2 separate regions of the Homo sapiens genome follow, and region 1 is linked to region 2. A link is a loop called in an ENCODE intact Hi-C map of the cell type or tissue named here. Cell type or tissue: IMR-90. All regions are shown on one strand. Each heading gives the region's core, and the rest is flanking DNA. Links, peaks and the distances in the headings are about the cores only.

Region 1 (8,325 bases), core at 297-8,296, 62 kb before region 2:
TGAGTGAGGGTGCAGGGTGAGGGACGGCTCCCAGGCAGAGGGCACCAGCAACAGACACGCTGGAGTGTGTTGAGGGACAGAGTACTGGGCAGTGGCAAAAGAGGAGCCCCCAACCTGGAGAGGCCTTGGGTACCAGAGTGAGGAGTCCGCCGTTTCCCACAGACACAGGCAGCCCCTGATGGCTCTTGAGCAGAATGTTTTACGATGGGAGGTGCTGGGCAGCAGTCATTGGGGAGGGCCATGGGGAGAGGCCAGCAGGGGACCAGGGCCCCCTCTCTTGGCTCTAACAGCCCCGCTGTGCCATGGGCAGGATGCCTGGCAGGTCCAATTCCAGGCATGGCCGAGGCCAGCAGCCATGGAAGAGTGTCTGGGGTCAGTGGCTGACAGGAGTGAACGAGGAAACGAGGAAATGGGGCAGGGCGGGGAGGGCGTGGCACGCACTCCACCAGGCCCCAACAGGTGCCCAGTCTGCCACGCACCCCTGGCCTTGGCCTGGTGCCTGATAGCTGCCCCTGCTAGGACATGGGGGTGTCGCCCAGCTCTGACAGCTCTGGGAATGAATCCTGGGCTAAGAGCCACGAGTCCTCTTCAGGGTTCAGCTGCTCCGCTGAGGCTTAAACCAAAAGGTCATCAGCTCCCGTTCAGCCTCCCTCTCCCCTGCTTCCTCCTTCCTCCTCCCTCCTTCTCCAGCTCTTCTTCCTCCTTCCTCTCCTCCTCAGGCTCCCTCCCTTCTCCCTTGATCTTTAGAAGAATCCTGGGAGAGGGGCAGGACAGTGGCAGTTATCTCCCTCTGACACAGGGGGAAGGTGAGACCCAGAGAGGGGCTGGGACTTACCCAGGCCACTTTCCCTGCTCCCTGCTTCCCACGCCATACCAAATCACACTGCGCACTGGGAACAGTATACACGAGAACCTTGGGCCCTCCTAAGTGGAGCTGCTTTTCCTAGAATTGCCATCAACATTTCTAAACAATGTGGCCCATCTGGGGGCAAAGCCTCCTCCTTTGGGAATGACCCCTGCCACAGTGAGGGCCTGACCCTTTGCAGACCATTGCAGTCCGCTGGCTTGACTCTGCCTTCTGGCAACAGAGCTGGGGGAAGGCCCAGGAAGGATCAAGAGGGTTCCAGGCCCTGGAGCCCTATCTCCCCACTTCCCTCAGGTTACATCCAGTGCACTTGCCAAGTATGTCATCAATGACCAAGTGAGGACCCCGGGAAGCTCGGTGGGGAAGGCGGGGGGCTATGACCTACTGGAAATTCCCATAGCCAGAGTGATGGGGATGAAGGAGAGGTGCTGGTTTGGGACACAGCCTGCTGCAGGGACTCGCAGAGCCAAGGACAGAGCAGAGCAGGCATGGCAGGCGGTGTGAGGACCCGGCCCTGGCAGCTGGGAGGGTGCCTGGATGATGGTCCCCCTGCTGGAGACCCCCTCTCTTGCCTGTCTCAGTTGGCCTGGGCTTTGTCCTCCGCTGACCAACACCCTCCACACATTGCTTGACACTCACAGTGGGGAGGTGTCCGGTCTTGGGCTCCATGGCTGCCCTTTGCTAGGGACACCAAGAGGGACGTGGTGATCAAGGATCTGGGGGATTTCTTTGCAGGCGGCTGAGGCTGGGCTCCCTTGGGGCTCCCAGAACACTGTGCAGGCATCTCATGTCAAACATGGATGCATTCTTATTGACCAGGCACCATTCCAAGCAGCCTATGTGCCCATTAGTTCTGGCCACAGCTTATTCTTGGTGAAAGGCTGCAGGTGGCTGCAGCCCTTGCTTCTCTCTGTGCCATCTAGAGATGGTAGTGACTGCTGTGGCAAGGGCGGGTGGCCTGCACAGCACTGCCCCTCCCGTGGGAAGGTCCCGGCGTCCTGGAGGTCCACATGGGCTAGGGCCAGGCGTTTTTCCCTCGGGAAGGCTGCTCTCACCTTCCCCACCAGGAGACATGGGAGGTCCTGGCTCCAAGCTGAGCCCCCTGCAGTTGTAGAGGGGCCACTCTGATGGGGAGGGAATGCTCCTGGGTTCTGCTGGCACAGCCTGCTTGGCACAGTGTGGCACTGGATGGAAAGAGGAGAGACCAGGGGATCTCCCCCTGCAAAACACCACAAATGCCTTGCTTCTCGGGACCTCAGTTTCCCCAATCCTAAAACAAGAGACTTGGGGTCAGGCACCAGGAACACTTTAAGTTTGGGCCTTGGGCCTTCCCAAGTGGAGACGCTGCCTAGGGGTCAAAACGTGTGAAGGGAGAGGGGTGTGGGAAGCCGGGGTAACCAGAGGACTGAGCCTGCTCCAGCAGATACACACAGGGGTTACCACACCAACGTGTGGCCCTTGAGGGCTCCCTGGCTTAGCACAGCCCCTCACCCCTCTAGCCCTGCCCCCTGCCCCTCAGGCCCCTAGCGCCCCTGGGCCCAACACTGGGTCCCATGCCTCCCCCACCCCCATCCCCAGGCCCCGCTCTTGCTTCCCGCAAGTCCTGCCCCACGCCCCTGGGAGCCTCTGCTTCAGTGAGGATGGGTCCTTCTCCACAGTGACAGAGGGGATGGAGATGTGGCAGGAGTTCCTTGGAAGGTGCCATAGGGCATCACTTCATGCCAGCTGTGGCTTGGTCCCTTGCGTAGGGGAGTAGGGGGGAGGGGCTGCCTTTGGATCCATTGCCAGCGAGCTTAACTCCTCCAGAATGGCATGTCTCCCCACCCCTTGCAGTGTCCCCAGGACACCTGGGTGGGCAGCCACCATCCCTCCTTTGGAAGAACCAGTGTCATCCGAAGGTGGTCAGGAAGTGGGAGGATGATGCCGAGTGGCCAGTACAGACCCTACAGGGCCAGATTCCTGAATTTTATTTTTGTTTGGATCGCTAAGCGTCAGTACTATAAACAGCAGTTAGCCCTGGCTGGATTCTGTCATGTGCCCAGGTTCATGCCCGATTGCATTGAGCCCTCTGCCAGCAGGTGAGGAAACAGGCTCAGCTGAGAAGGCTGCCCAGATTTGCACAGCAGGATTGAAATCCATGTCTGTCTGGTTCCAAAGTCAGGGGTTCATCCACCTTACCACTCGGCCTGACCCGCAGGCTCTTAGGATTGAGGCCCAGAGAAACGAGGTGTTTGCAGTGTCTCAAAATAAGAGACCACTCCCCCCAGTCTCTCTTTCCATCCAGTGCCACACTGTGCCAGGCAGGCCATGCCACCAGAACCCAGGAGTGTCCCCTCCCCACCAAAGTGGCCTTCTGCAACTGCAGGGGGCTCAGCTTGGAACCAGGATGCCAAACCGTGCACAATCCCAGCAGAAGTGTGGTGCCAGCACCTTGCCTGCCTTCTCCCCTCACCCTCAGGATGTCCATGCCTGGGATGCCACATGGGCAGGCCCTTTAGTGCCAGCCTCCCCACGCCATGCACCTCTGGGTCTATGTCCACCCAAAAGTGCCATTCAGGCTGGGGCCGCAACACACTTTCCATCCTGGCCGCCAGGCTCTGATGTCATAAGGGCACAGAGTTCCCAGGTCTGTGTCCCCAGTTCCTAGCAGTCAGATATCTGGCCCAGTCAGATATCTGGGAGATGCCTGCTCTCCGGGCCACTTTCTCTTCTGGTGTTAAGTGACAGACCAGCTCCTTCCTTCACTCTAGCAGCTGCGGGAAGTCCAGGGATGACACAGCACCATGGGGCCATAGGGCCTTCCGGTTGCCACTCCAGGCCAGGCTTCACGTCACTTACAGACTCACTCCCTACTCTGCGGTGTCATATTTGCTCAGAGATTTTGGTTTACAAACTGCCTTCCAGTCCTTTGTCTCAGGGGATTCCCATCATGACTCTGGGAAACACACAGGGCAGGTGTCCTCATCTCCATTTTACAGGTGGGAAAACGGGGGCTGGCCGTGTTTACAGCAGAGTGTGATCAGTCACAGGAGACATGAGGCCAGGATGCAGCTTGCAGACGGCCAGTCTGGGCTCCCTCTGATGTCTGCTGTCCTCTCTCTATCCTGCCTGAGTCACTTTGGGTTGGACTGTCCATGAGTCACGGCCGACTGTGGCTCCTGCACGTTTGCCAAGGGGGTGGGGACCACGTGCTGCAAAGGACCATGGGAGGAAATGCCACAGCTGGTTGTGTTTCCGATTAGCAGTGGGACTGTGGCCAGGGCCCGGCAAGGTGAACTGGACAGTGAGTGGGCTGTGGGGTCAGCAGCTGGACTCCAAACCCTGTTCCCTTCACTCTAGCTGGGGGACTTTGCCTCTTGAAGCCCCTACTTTCTCATCTTTAAAATACAAATCATGATACCCACTGTGTGCGCCATCCCCTCCCCACCCCCACTGCCACCCCCTCCCTCCCCACCGCTGGGCATCTGGTGAGGGGGGATGAGGAGGATGCTGAGGATGCTGGAATTTGCTGAGCTTGAGAGGTGGAGAGGGTTGCAGATGCACACGGGAAAGGGACTGAGAGGCCTGCAGGTGAGGTCTGGGCAGGAGGTCTGCAGGAGCATGGCAGAGGATCAAAGGTGATGGAAGGGGCTGATGGTGGCTGTGAAGGGTGCGATGCATCTCCAGGGTGCATTTAGGAGGCTTGTTTGCATGAGCCGTGGCATAATGGCCCTCCTCTGTCTACCCTGAAAGCCTCCGAAAATCAGTCTTATTCTTCAAAGCATTTGGATTTGCATTTGTTGTTTTTCCTGGATGTGAAAATAATTGATCAATTTTTGGGGGGTGGGGGTGTCTTTTTAATTTTTTTTTTCTTTTTTTGCATCTAAGAAAGCATTTGGGCGGCTCCTGCCTGTAATCCCAATGCTGGCCGGGCATGGTGGCGCGTGCCTGCAATCCTAGCTACTTGGGAGGCTGAGGCAGGAGAATCACTTGAACCTGAGAGGCAGAGGTTGCAGTGAGCTGAGATCATGCCACTGCACTCCAGCCTGGGCAACAGAGTAAGACTCTGTCTCAAAAAAATAAAATAAAATAAAATAAAAAATCCTAAAGCTCCAACATAATCCTTGACTCCACATCCTGGATCCTGGTGCAAGGGGTGGCGTCCCAAGGCCTTGGGCAGTCCTGCTTCTGTGGCTGCTCTATGGGTTGGGGTGGAGTGCCTGCAGCTTCTCCAGGTGTAGGTGCAGCTGCTGGTGGCGCTACCATTCTTGGGTCTGGAGGGTGCAGTCCCCTTCCCACAGCTCCACTAGGCAGTGGAGTTCACTACTGTGAACTGTGTGTGGGCCTCCAACCCCACATTTCCCCTCCATACTGCCCTGGTAGAGGTTCTCTGTGGGGGCTCTGCCCCTGGTAGAGGTTCTCTGTGGGGGCTCTGCCCTGGTAGAGGTTCTCTGTGGGGGCTCTGCCCCTGGCGGAGGTTCTCTGTGGGGGCTCTGCCCCTGGCGGAGGTTCTCTGTGGGGGCTCTGTCCCTGGTGGAGGTTCTCTGTGGGGGCTCTGCCCCTGCAGCAGGCTTCTGCCTGGGCACTCAGGCTTTCTCATACATCCTCTGAAATCTAGGTGGAAGCTGCCACCTTTATTCCTGCATTCTGTGTGCCCACAGGTTTAACACCACATGGAAGCCACCAAGGCTTATGGCTTGTATTCTCCAGAGTGGTGGCCCAAGCTATACCTGGGGCCTTTGAGCTACAGGCGGAGCTGCAGCAGCTGGTATGTGGGGAGCAGTGTCCATAGGCTGAGGAGTGTCCTGGGCCTGGCCCCTCAAACCATTCTTTCCTCCTAGGCCTCTGGGCCTGTCATGGGAGGGGCTGTCTCCAAGATCTCCCAAATGCCTTTGAGGCCTTTGTTCCATTGTCTTGGATATTAGCACTTGGCTCCCTTTTAGTGATGATAATCTCTCTAGCTAATGGTTGCTCCCCAGCCTGCTTGGATTCTTTCCCTGCCACATGGCCAGGCTGCAAATTTTCCAAAATTTCATGCTCTGCTTCCCTTTTAAATATGAGCTCCAACTTTCCTTTGCTCCAATATATGATCATTGGCTGTGACAAGCAGGCAGGCCACCTCTTGAATGCTTTGCTACTTAGAAATTTCTTCTGCCAGTTACCCTAGGTCATTACTCTTAAGGTGTCTTTACAGCAATGCCCTGCTTCTTGGTACCAGTTTTCTGTGTTAGGCTACTTTTGCGGTGTTTATAAAGGAATACCTGAGGACGGGTAATTTATAAAGAAAAGAGGTTGAATTGGCTCATGGTTGTGCAGGATGTACAGGAAGTGTCGTGTTGGTCTCTGCTAGGTTTCTGGTGAGGCCTCAGGGAGCTTTTACTCATGGTGGAAGGTGAAGCGGGAACAGGCATGTCACATGTTGAGAGCAGGAGCTAGAGAGCTGTATTTCTTTTGAAAACATATTCTTTGATTTATTTATAGTTTAAGATAAGCTTGAAAAATATATACTTGGTTTAAACAATCATACCCATTTCCTATTGTGGTTTTCTACTTCCTTATTTGTAAGATTCCCATATATTAACCCTTTGTCAGACATAGCACATATATTTTGTCCAATTAAAACATTTTTTTTGACAAACAAGTAAACATTTTAAGTTGTCAAATCCACCAGTTTCTCTCAACATGGCCTTTGGTGTTGTAGTGGATATTGGGATTGTTCCTGGATATTGGGATTCTAACCCTCCCTTGTTGGGCAGCAGCCACAAAATTTGGAAGGATTGACTCTCATTGCCAGCTACAATGGAGCATCTGCCAGGTGACAGGTCCCCAAATGACACTGGATGACCCAGCTCTTCCCCCTCTTGCTTAGAATTTTTGGGCAGAATATACAGAGGTTGCAACATCCTGAGATAAGGTGGAACTGTCCCGAACAGCTCAGGCTTTGTGCTCATCTCCCCTAGATCAGGATGTCCTGCAATGCTGTAGCCCAGTGGACCCAGTTGCATTTGGGGTAGAGAACCCAGAGTAGAGTGTGCTTTTCACGCCCCTCAGCTGTGGTGTGAAGTGGGGGCACCTGCAGACAACACTCTAGTGCCCTGGGTAGCTTTCCTGATTGCTGGTGGACTGGCTCGCCATGGATCCTAGGCTTGGGTTGATGTTTGGGGCCTCTCTGTGAATAATAAAGTTGCTTTGTCTGACGTGTTTTGCAGGTGTTCTGTTTTACCAGACTAGACATTAAGAATGCAGTGGGTAGGCCAGGCGCGGTGGCTCACGCCTGTAATCCCGGCACTTTGGGAGGCTGAGGTGGGTGGATCACGAGGTCAGGAGATCAAGACCATCCTGGCTAACATGGTGAAAACCTGTCTCTACTAAAAATACAAAAAATTAGCCGGGCGTGGTGGCGGGCGCCTGTAGTCCCAGCTACTTGGGAGGCCAAGGTAGGAGAATGGCGTGAACCTGGGAGGTGGTGCTTGCAGTGAGCCAAGATTGCGCCACTGCACTCCAGCCTGGGTGACAGAGTGAGACGCCGTCCCAAAAAAAAAAAGAATACAGAGGGTGGAGGTATGACAGCTGCAGCAGCTAGGTCAGCTTTGAGCCCCTGCCAGAGTCAAGAACCCTTGCAGAACTCTGGCTGCTGGGTTTGTGCAAAGCCTCCTGGCAGTCTTAGGAAACTCAGCAGAAATTGGTGAGGTGTTTAAGTGTGCTCTCCTGGAATTGGTAAGCAATGTATAGTGCTCCCTTCCCGGGGACTGATACTAGTTCACAGTATTTCTGCTCTCTAGCATCCTGACTAGAGGTAAGCACATGATCCCAGGGGCCCAACAGAGGCATCCTGTGACCTCAAGGGGAAGTTGTCCTTGGCAAAGACTTAAGAGACTGACAGAAGGAGACAGGCCCCTTGGGTCATTGTTGAGCTGCTGTATCAGCCCTTCTCCAAACCTTCTGAGCTACTTCTGGGCTTTTTCATTAACCAACTAATTCCCTTTGTAGTATAAGCTAATTTGAGCTGAACTTTGTCATTCTTGCAACCAACAGCACCCTAACTCATCCTGACTTAGTGTCAGGAAATGGCACGTTGCTAGTCCCTGTAATATAAAAATGGCTGAAAGGAGTTGGGGAAGGGGGCAGTGAAGACGACGCCTGCCTCTCGCGGTGTGAAACTGGGGACCTTTGCTATATGCCGTCTATTATTGTGGTAGGCTGAATAATGAACCCCTGAAGATATACCAGGACTTAATCCTGGGACCTGCAAATGTTACCTTAAATGGCCAAAGGGAGTTTGCAGGTGTGATTGAGCTAAGGGCCGGGTGATGGGGAGATCAGCCTGGACCGGATTATCCAGTGGGCCTGACGTGAGGTCAGAGGGATCTAGGAGGAATCGGAAGGAGAGAAGATGATGTGATGATGGCAGTAGAGATTAGAGTGATCTGCTTTCCAGACAGAGGAAGGAGTGTCGGCCAAGGAATGTTAAGTGGCCTCTA
Region 2 (8,325 bases), core at 279-8,278:
GATCACAGTGGCCCAGATGTGAGGCTGGCATTTGAAGTTTGCAGGCTCTGGGGCTCCCACGGGTTGGTCACACTGTGGGCTGCCTGGCCTCACAGCCTCGTCAGCCACTCTTCCCACCCCTTTGGGGACACTGCCCACCCCTGTGGGGACTGCCGCCTTTCTGCTGGCTGTGTGTGGCTTTGGTTTAGCTCGATGGGGGTTTTGAAATGGGTTTTCCGTGAAGTTGATTGAGGAATTGGCAGAAGGCTCACTGTGTTTAGCGAAAATGGATTTTAGTTGAAGATGCAGCCAGGTAACTCAAACTTTGGGATGGCTTTACTGACCCTTGTTTTATTATCATACTTGTCAAATGTAGGGACTGCTATTCAGTTGACAAGAAAACGTTTCCTAATCCTCGTAAGCTTAAATTTGCTTGTTTCGACTTAATGTTAGCATTTATCTTTTTTGCTTTGGTTCTTTCAAGCCATTTGATGCTTCTTTTGACTCTTTCCATGCTGCAGTTGATCTTTGTGGCGTGTACGGTCTCTTTCCTGTTATTGATAGAGTCTGTCGTGTCCGGAGCTGTCCGTGAGGTGATTTATGCGGCCGCTGCTGCCCCTTGGTCCGCTCTTTGTCTCCCAGGCGGCTCCGCAGGTCTTTCTGTATGCAGGCCACTGCATTTCATTTGCTTCTTCCTTTACTTTAATGACCTTCTAGATCAGACCATTAAATACTTCACTAAAGTACACTCTTTTCTTCCATTTATTCATGGTTATTTCCTCAATAAAGTGTATATTGAATTCGTAAGACACAGATTTCCTTGTGTGTGCCTGTTCCATCAGAAGTCATTGAAACTTTTCTAGGCTTGGGGCTTCTGTGCTTGGAAATTCTGTCCCTATTACCTAAGCCACATATTAAAGAATAAGATCTATTTAGCAAAGTCATTTTTTGATCCTTAGTATGCGGCATTTAATTTACAGTTATTTTCAGTGAGATTTTAAATTTGCTTTGGCCAGTATGGGTGACTTCTCTGGAGAGGGAGAAATCTTATTTTTACTTTAACTTTTTATTGGCTTTTCCGTTTTCCCAGGGTAGAAGAAGAATGCTTTAATAATAGTGAAAATTATTTCTGATTATTTCATTCAATTACAATATGTAGTGAGCTCCTACCAGGCGAGGCACAGGGGACCCAAAGGCTTCTGCTCCAATGGAGAAAGAGATCTGCCGCAGATAATACGGTAGAACTAGGGAGGGTTAGGGCCCTTAAGCATATGTCAGAAGTTCCGTGGAAACACAGAGGAACGAGTAATGAATTCTGCTGGGGATTTGGCTGGGGGTGGGAGCAGGTGGGCCTTCAGGGGCCAGAATAGCTGCAGAGAAGTTATCCTGTCTGTGCTGGGCCCCGGAGGCTGAGCCACCTCCTCAGCCCAGGACTGGGGCAGGGGTTCCATGAAGGCAGGGGCACCTGACGGACAAGAAATCAGATCTAAAAATGCAGACAGTATTTGGGAAAGTGGCGTGGTTTGGACATCTGAATCTCTTTGTCAGACATAGGAGGCTGAGCCCTGGTGCTCCTTCCAGGAGCCTTGGTGGCGACCAGAAAGCTGTTGCTGGTTTCTGCCTTTCCGCAGCCCTTGCATAGTCAGCGCACACCCTGGCCTCTTCACCCACAGGCTGGCGTGGCAGGAGCACCAGCCTTACCTTCTTAGAGAATATTTACTTACATTCATCTTTGCTATTCTTAAATATTATTTAAAATTACAGATGGTCAGTGTTTGAAATTTAGAAACTACTGAGAGTAATAATAAGAAAAATAATAGAATCTAATGCTATGTGCCAGGTGTGGGGTGTGGAGTCCTTGATGTATATTTTCTTGATCATTTCTCACAGTAGTCCTGTGAAGTGGATGCTATTTTTATTCCTGTTTGACAGATGAGGAAACTGAGGCTTGAAGGGGTTAAGAAACATGCCTGACATTCCAAGATTTTGACGTCACAGAGCCAGGGCTCAAACTTAGGAATGTCTGAGTCCACTGGGCACAGGCTCTCCTGCCTGCTGTGCAACCTGCCAAGACCAGTCTCAGGAAGAAAGATAAAAACCCATGTAAACTACCACCCTGGATTCCCCAGGACGTTAAAAAAGCTGATCTTCTTTGTCTTTTTGTGAGGGCTGTGTGTGTGTGTTTTCCTTTTCACGTAGACTTGAGATTAAGCAGTGTATCTAATTATATATCTTCTTATATTTATTTTATTTTTAATTTTTTTTTTGAGATGGAGTCTCACTCTGTTGCCCAGGCTGGAGTGCAATGACAAGGTCCCGGCTCACTGCAACCTCCGCCTCACAGGTTCAAGCAATTCTCCTGCATCAGCTCCCGAGTAGCTGGGGTTACAGGCCGCTGCCACCACACTGGCTATTTTTTTTTTTTTTTGTATTTTTAGTAGAGACAGGGTTTCACCATGTTGGTCATGCTGGTCTCGAACCCCTGACCTCAGGTGATCCACCCACCTCACCCTCCCAAGTGGTGGGATTACAGGTGTGAGCCACCATGCCCGGCCTATTTTTACTTATTTTAAATAATGTCTTTTCCCATGACACTAACTTTCTTTGAAAACATGATTGTTCATGGCTTTATAATAGTTATCAAAATACATTCATTTCTTCCATTTGCTTGTAGGTGAAACATTTCTGAAGACATTCTATTATTTGGGTGTTTAAGTTGTTTCCAGTTTTGTTTTTGATGTTGTTTTTTATTTATTGTAATTACTAACCTGTGAGACACACCCCTGAGACATAACTCTTGAACACTTCCTTGTGTATTTCCATGGCGTGAGCCCTGGGGCGAGGACTCGGTGTTAAACAGAGCTGTGCGGCGGTCGCTTGTTCACTCGTGTTGTCTTGCTTGTCCCTGCGGTTCCCTGCTGGCCCCATGCAGTTTGATAGCCGCTGTTGACTTAATTACTCTTTGCCCTTCGTTTCCTCTGTATCAGTGTTTTTGAATTGAAGTGCCCCTGGGCACAGAGTCCTTTATTTGGACCTTTGGATGTTTTCTCGCTCAGAGTACGCAATCCTACTTCCCCTGTGTTTGATTTGCCAAGGTTTTTCTGCTTCAGACTTTCTAAATTCTTCAGAGGATTGGTGGGCAGTTCTAACAAGACGGTGCCCATTTCTCTTTCTAATTTATTCACTTGTTTGCTCACTCATGAATTCAGTCATTTGCTCATTGATTTGTTCACTCATTTACTCGGAAAATGTTTCTTAAGCATCTGCCTGGTGCTGGGCACTGACGATACAAAGATGTATTTGTGAGTGGTGCTCCCTGCCCTGTAGCAGCTCATCCATGTTGAGAGACCAGGCAAAACAGGAAAATTCCAGCTTTATGGCAAGGTGAAGGAAGGGGATGGGTGCCTGGACCTCCGTGGATGGGGCTTGTTTGGCTGGTGGGAGGATGGAAGATGGAGGGAGAGGGCCTGCGTGGAGGGGAGGCCTGCTGGTGGGTCGGGGGTGAGTGGAGATAATCGGCTGGAGCCCGTGGGGTATACCTGCGTGCGCCATGGGCAGGTAGGTCCCACTGCAGCCTTGGGGAGGGCTCTGGGGAACGAGAAGCAGATTGGATTTTACCCTGCAGGTGGTGTCATTTCCCTGCCTACAGTTCTTTAACAATCACACTCACACCCTTGGGATAGGGTCCCAAGCCTCTGGCCCTCTGGCTGCTGCGAGTGTCCTGGGAGCCTGCCCTGGACCTCCTGCTGCGGCCGGCCGCCTGCCTGCCTGCTCTTGGCGGCAGCTCCTCCTCTGCCTGCGGTGCTGTCCCTGAGCCTCCCCACTGGAAGCTGTCTGTGGCCCATGTGCCTCGTTCCCCCACACTTTGGTTTGGAGGGTATCACAGGGGCGGGATTGGGCTTGGTGCCGGGCCTGGCTCAGGGCCATGCTTGGTAATGATTTGGTAAACTGAAGAGTAAGCTCTGCCTGGAGCTGTGTTTACTCTTTCCCTTATCTCAGCCAAAAACTGTCCTTTTCAAGAAATTTACTGCCTTTCTCTAAGCACTGAATGAAGTTATTCTTTCCAATAAGATTAGGTAAATTCTGTGGAGGACTTGAAGGAGAACCAGTCCCATCAGAAGTCAGCCCAAGAATAGTACCATCTCAACAGCAGTAGATTTTATTGGGGCACATTGTGTGTGAGGCTCTTTGCTTTAGGCAGTGGAGTGAGGTGGGGAACAGTACAGGGAAGTTAGCCACGTGGTAGATGACAGGATGAGTCATGATTCTTTTTTTTTCTTTTTTGGGCTTTTCAGAGCCTTTTGATGCTTATGCATATTATCAATCCCCATGACCAAAATAAGATAGGCCACATTTCCTAACATTTGTCTACAGAGCTGCTTATTCACAGGCCACTTTAACATTTCACGGTCGTGGTGGTCTACAGGAAGCGGGTAGAGCTTGTGAAAACTGAAAACCTTATTCATGGGGTCATTCCCTCTGATTGAACCTCATTCAAAGGGTCATTCCCTCTGATTCCCTAATTATCAGATCTTAACATCTGAATTCTCTCAGTGTCCTTTTCACATAGGCAAAATGCTGATGTTCGAACATTAAAGACTTCCAGTAAAAAGAACATCTTGTATTGCACAGCTTAGAAAATTCTTTCTAAACTCATCAAGTTGTATACATTTAAGTAGGCACATCTTTTTGTAAGTCAATCGTATCTCAAGAGAGTGGCTTAAAATTTTTTTTTCCTTTTGGTTGTACTGGAATAGCTTTCTCTGTAACTTCTACCCATTGGCTGTAATAAGTGGGGCTGTATTGGATGAGTCCAATTCCCTATTCACATTGCTGTAAGTATATGAGGATACTAGGTTGTCCTTTTTTTTTTTCTTTATTCCTTCTAAAAAAAATCTGGGATACAGGTGCAGAATGTGCAGGTTTGTTACGTAGGTTACGTGTGCCATGGTGGTTTGCTGCACCTATTGACCTGTCACCTGTTGACCTGTCCTCTAAATTCCCTCCCCTCACCCGCCCACCAACGGGTGCTGGTGTGTGTTGTTCCGCTCTCTGTGTCCATGTGTTCTCATTGTTCAACTCCCAGCTATGAGTGAGAACATGCTATGTTTGGTTTTCTGTTCCTGTATTGGTTTGCTGAGGATGATAGCTTCCAGCTTCATCCATGTCCCTGCAAAGGACATGATCTCATTCCTTTTTATGGCTGCATAGTATTCCATGGTGTATATGTACCACATTTTCTTTATGTAGTCTATCATTGATGGGCATTTGGGTTGGTTCCATGTCTTTGCTATTGTAAATAGTGTTGCAGTAAACATATGTGTGTGCACGTATCTTCATAGTAGAATGATTTATATTCTTTTGGGTATATACCCAGTAATGGGATTGCTGGGTCAGATAGTATTTCTGGTTCTAGATCCTTGGAAAATCGCCATACCGTCTTCCACAGTGGTTGAACTAATTTACATTCCCACCAGCAGTGTAAAAGTATTCCCATTTCTCCGTAGCCTCACCAGCATCTGTTGTTTCCTGACTTTTTAATAATTGCTATTCTGGCTGGTGTGAGATGGTGTCTCATTGTGGTTTTGATTTGCATTTATCTGATGATCAGTGATGTTGAGCTTTTTTAAATGTTTCTTGGCCGCATAAATGTCTTCTTTTGAGAAGTATCTGTTCATATCCTTCTCCCACTTTTTGATGGGGTTGTTTTTTACTTGTAAATTTAAGTTCCTTGTAGATTCTGGATATTAGACCTTTGTCAGATGGATAGATTGCAAAAATTTTCTCCCATTCTGTAAGTTGCCTGTTCATTTTGATGATAGTTTCTTTTGCTCTGCAGAAGCTCTTTAGTTTAATTGGATCTCATTTGTCAATTTTGGCTTATGTTGCAGTTGCTTTTGGTGTTTTTATCATGAAGTCTTTGCCCATGCCTATGTCCTGAATGGTATTGCCTAGGTTTTCTTCTAGGGTTTTTATGGTTTTGGGTTTTACATGTAAGTCTTTAAGCCATCTTGAGTTAATTTTTGTTTAAGGTATAAGGAAGGGGTCCAGTTGTAGTTTTGTGCATATGGGTAGCCAGTTTTCCCAGCACCATTTACTGAAGAGGAGATCCTTTCCTCATTGCTTGTTTTTGTCAGGTTTGTTGAAGATCAGATAGATGGCTGTAAGTATGTGGTGTTACTTCTGAGGTCTCTGTTCTGCTCCATTGGTCTATATGTCTGTTTTGGTACCAGTACCATGCAGTTTTGATTACTGTAGCCTTGTAGTCAGGTAGCATGATGCTTCTAGCTTTGTTCTTTTTGCTAGGATTGTCTTGGCTATATGGGGTTTGATTCCGTATGAAATTTAAAATAGTTTTTTCTAATTCTGTGAAGAATGTCAATGGTAGTTTGATGGGAATAGCATTGAATCTGTAAAGTACTTTGGGCAGTATGGCCATTTTTACGATGTTGATTCTTCCCATTGATGAGGATGGAATGTGTTTTCCTTTGTTTATATTCTGTTACTTCCTTGAGCAGTGGTTTGTAGTTCTCCTTGAAGAGGTCCTTCACATCCCTTGTTAGCTGTATTCCTTGGTATTTTATTCTCTTTGTAGCAATTGTGAATGTGAGTTCATTCATGATTTGACTCTCTGCTTGCCTATTGTTGGTGTAAAGGAATACTTGTGATTTTTGCACATTGGTTTTGTATCCTGAGACTTTGCTGAAGTTGCTTATCAGTTTCAGAAGTTTTTGGGCTGAGCTGATGGGGTTTTCTAAATATAAAATCATGTCATCTGCAAACAGAGACAACTTGACTCCTCTCTTCCTATTTGAATACCCTTTATTTCTTTCTCTTGCCTGATTGCCCTGGCCAGAACTTCCAGTACTGTGTTGAATAGGAGTGGTGAGAGAGGGCATCCTTGTCTTGTACCAGTTTTCAGAGGGAATGCTTCCAGCTTTTGCCCATTCAATATGATATTGGCTGTGGGTTCATCATAAATAGCTCTTATTATTTTGAGATATGTTCCATCAATACCTAGTTTATTGAGAGTTTTTAACATGAAGGGATGTGATGTTGAATTTTATCAAAGGCCTTTTCTGTATCTGTTGAGATAATCGTGGTTTTTTGTCATTGGTTCTGTTTATGTGATGGATTATGTTTATTGATTTGCATATGTTGAACCAGCCTTGAATCCCAGGGATGAAGCCTACCTGATCATGGTGGATAAGCTTTTTGATGTGCTGCTGGATTTGGTTCGCCAGTATTTTATTGAGGATTTTCGCATTGATGTTCATCAGGGATATTGGCCTGAAGTTTTCTTTTTTTGTTGTGTCTCTTACCAGTTTTGGACTGAGGATGATGCTGGTTTCATAAAATGAGTTAGGGAGGAGTCCCTCTTTTTCAATTGTTTGGAATAGTTTCAGAAGGAATGGTACCAGCTCCTCTTTGTATTTCTGGTAGAATTCAACTGTGAATTTGTCTGGTCCTGGACTTTTTTTGGTTGGTAGGCTATTAATTACTGCCTCAATTTCAGAGCTTGTTATTGGTCTATTTAGGGATTCAGCTTCTTCCTGGTTTAGTCTAGTTAGGGTATATGCATCTAGGAATTTATCCATTTTGTCTGGATTTTCTAGTTTATTTGCATAGAGGTGTTTATAGTATTCTCTGATGGTAGTTTGTATTTCTGTGGGGTCAGTGGTGATATCTCCTTTATCACTTTTTATCGTGTCTCTTTGATTCTTCTCTCCCTTTTTCTTTATTAGTCCAGCTAGCCATCTATTTGTTCATTTTTTCAATAACCCAGCTCCTGGATTTGTTGATTTTTTGGAGGGTTTTTTGTGTCTCAGTCTCCTTCAATTCTTCTCTGATCTTAGTTATTTTTTGTCTTCTGCTAGCTTTTGGATTAGTTTGCTCTTGCCTCTTCTAGCTCTTTTAATTGTGATGTTAGGGCGTCGATTTGAGATCTTTCTGGCTTTCTAATGTGGGCATTTAGTGCTATAAATTTCCCTCTTAACACTGCTCTAGCTGTGTCCCAGAGATGCTGGTACATTGTCTCTTTGTTCTCACTGGTTTCAAAGAACTTTTTGATTTCTGCCTTAATTTCATTATGTACCCAGGAGTCATTCAGGAGCAAGTTATTCAATTTCCATGAAATTATGTGATTTTGAGTGATTTCTTAATCCTGAATTCTAATTTGATTGCACTGTGGTCTGAGAGACTGCTATGATTTCAGTTCTTTTGCATTTGCTGAGGAGTGTTTTACTTCCAATTATGTGGTCGATTTTAGAATAAGCGCCATGTGGCACTGAGAAGAATGTATATTCTGTTGATTTGGAGTTGAGAGTTCCATAGACATCTACGAGG

Evidence for each region. Hi-C counts contacts between places; a loop is a spot of excess contacts. Peaks named below come from ENCODE experiments on the same cell type or tissue, not always from the same donor. Only the 100,000 strongest peaks of a DNase experiment are listed, where the experiment ranks them.
Region 1: a loop joins it to region 2, with 7 times the contacts of the local background. A loop is called at or near these places in 24 of 110 quality-filtered maps.

Annotation. Positions count from the first base shown.
Region 1 is chr22:46,750,615-46,758,939 of GRCh38, forward strand. No RefSeq gene overlaps it. Among named protein-coding and RNA genes, the nearest start is that of TBC1D22A-DT, 7.8 kb to the right of the region's middle. RefSeq lists a silencer at 3,536-3,712. In IMR-90, for the core only: no CTCF peak of the experiment used is centred there; DNase peaks (open chromatin) are centred at 3,667 and 4,007; H3K4me3 peaks cover 154 bases; H3K27ac peaks cover 2,083 bases.
Region 2 is chr22:46,812,419-46,820,743 of GRCh38, forward strand. All of the region lies in intron 4 of TBC1D22A (TBC1 domain family member 22A), which reads left to right. Among named protein-coding and RNA genes, the nearest start is that of TBC1D22A, 54 kb to the left of the region's middle. RefSeq lists an enhancer at 2,465-3,417. In IMR-90, for the core only: no CTCF peak of the experiment used is centred there; DNase peaks (open chromatin) are centred at 1,983 and 4,213; H3K27ac peaks cover 517 bases.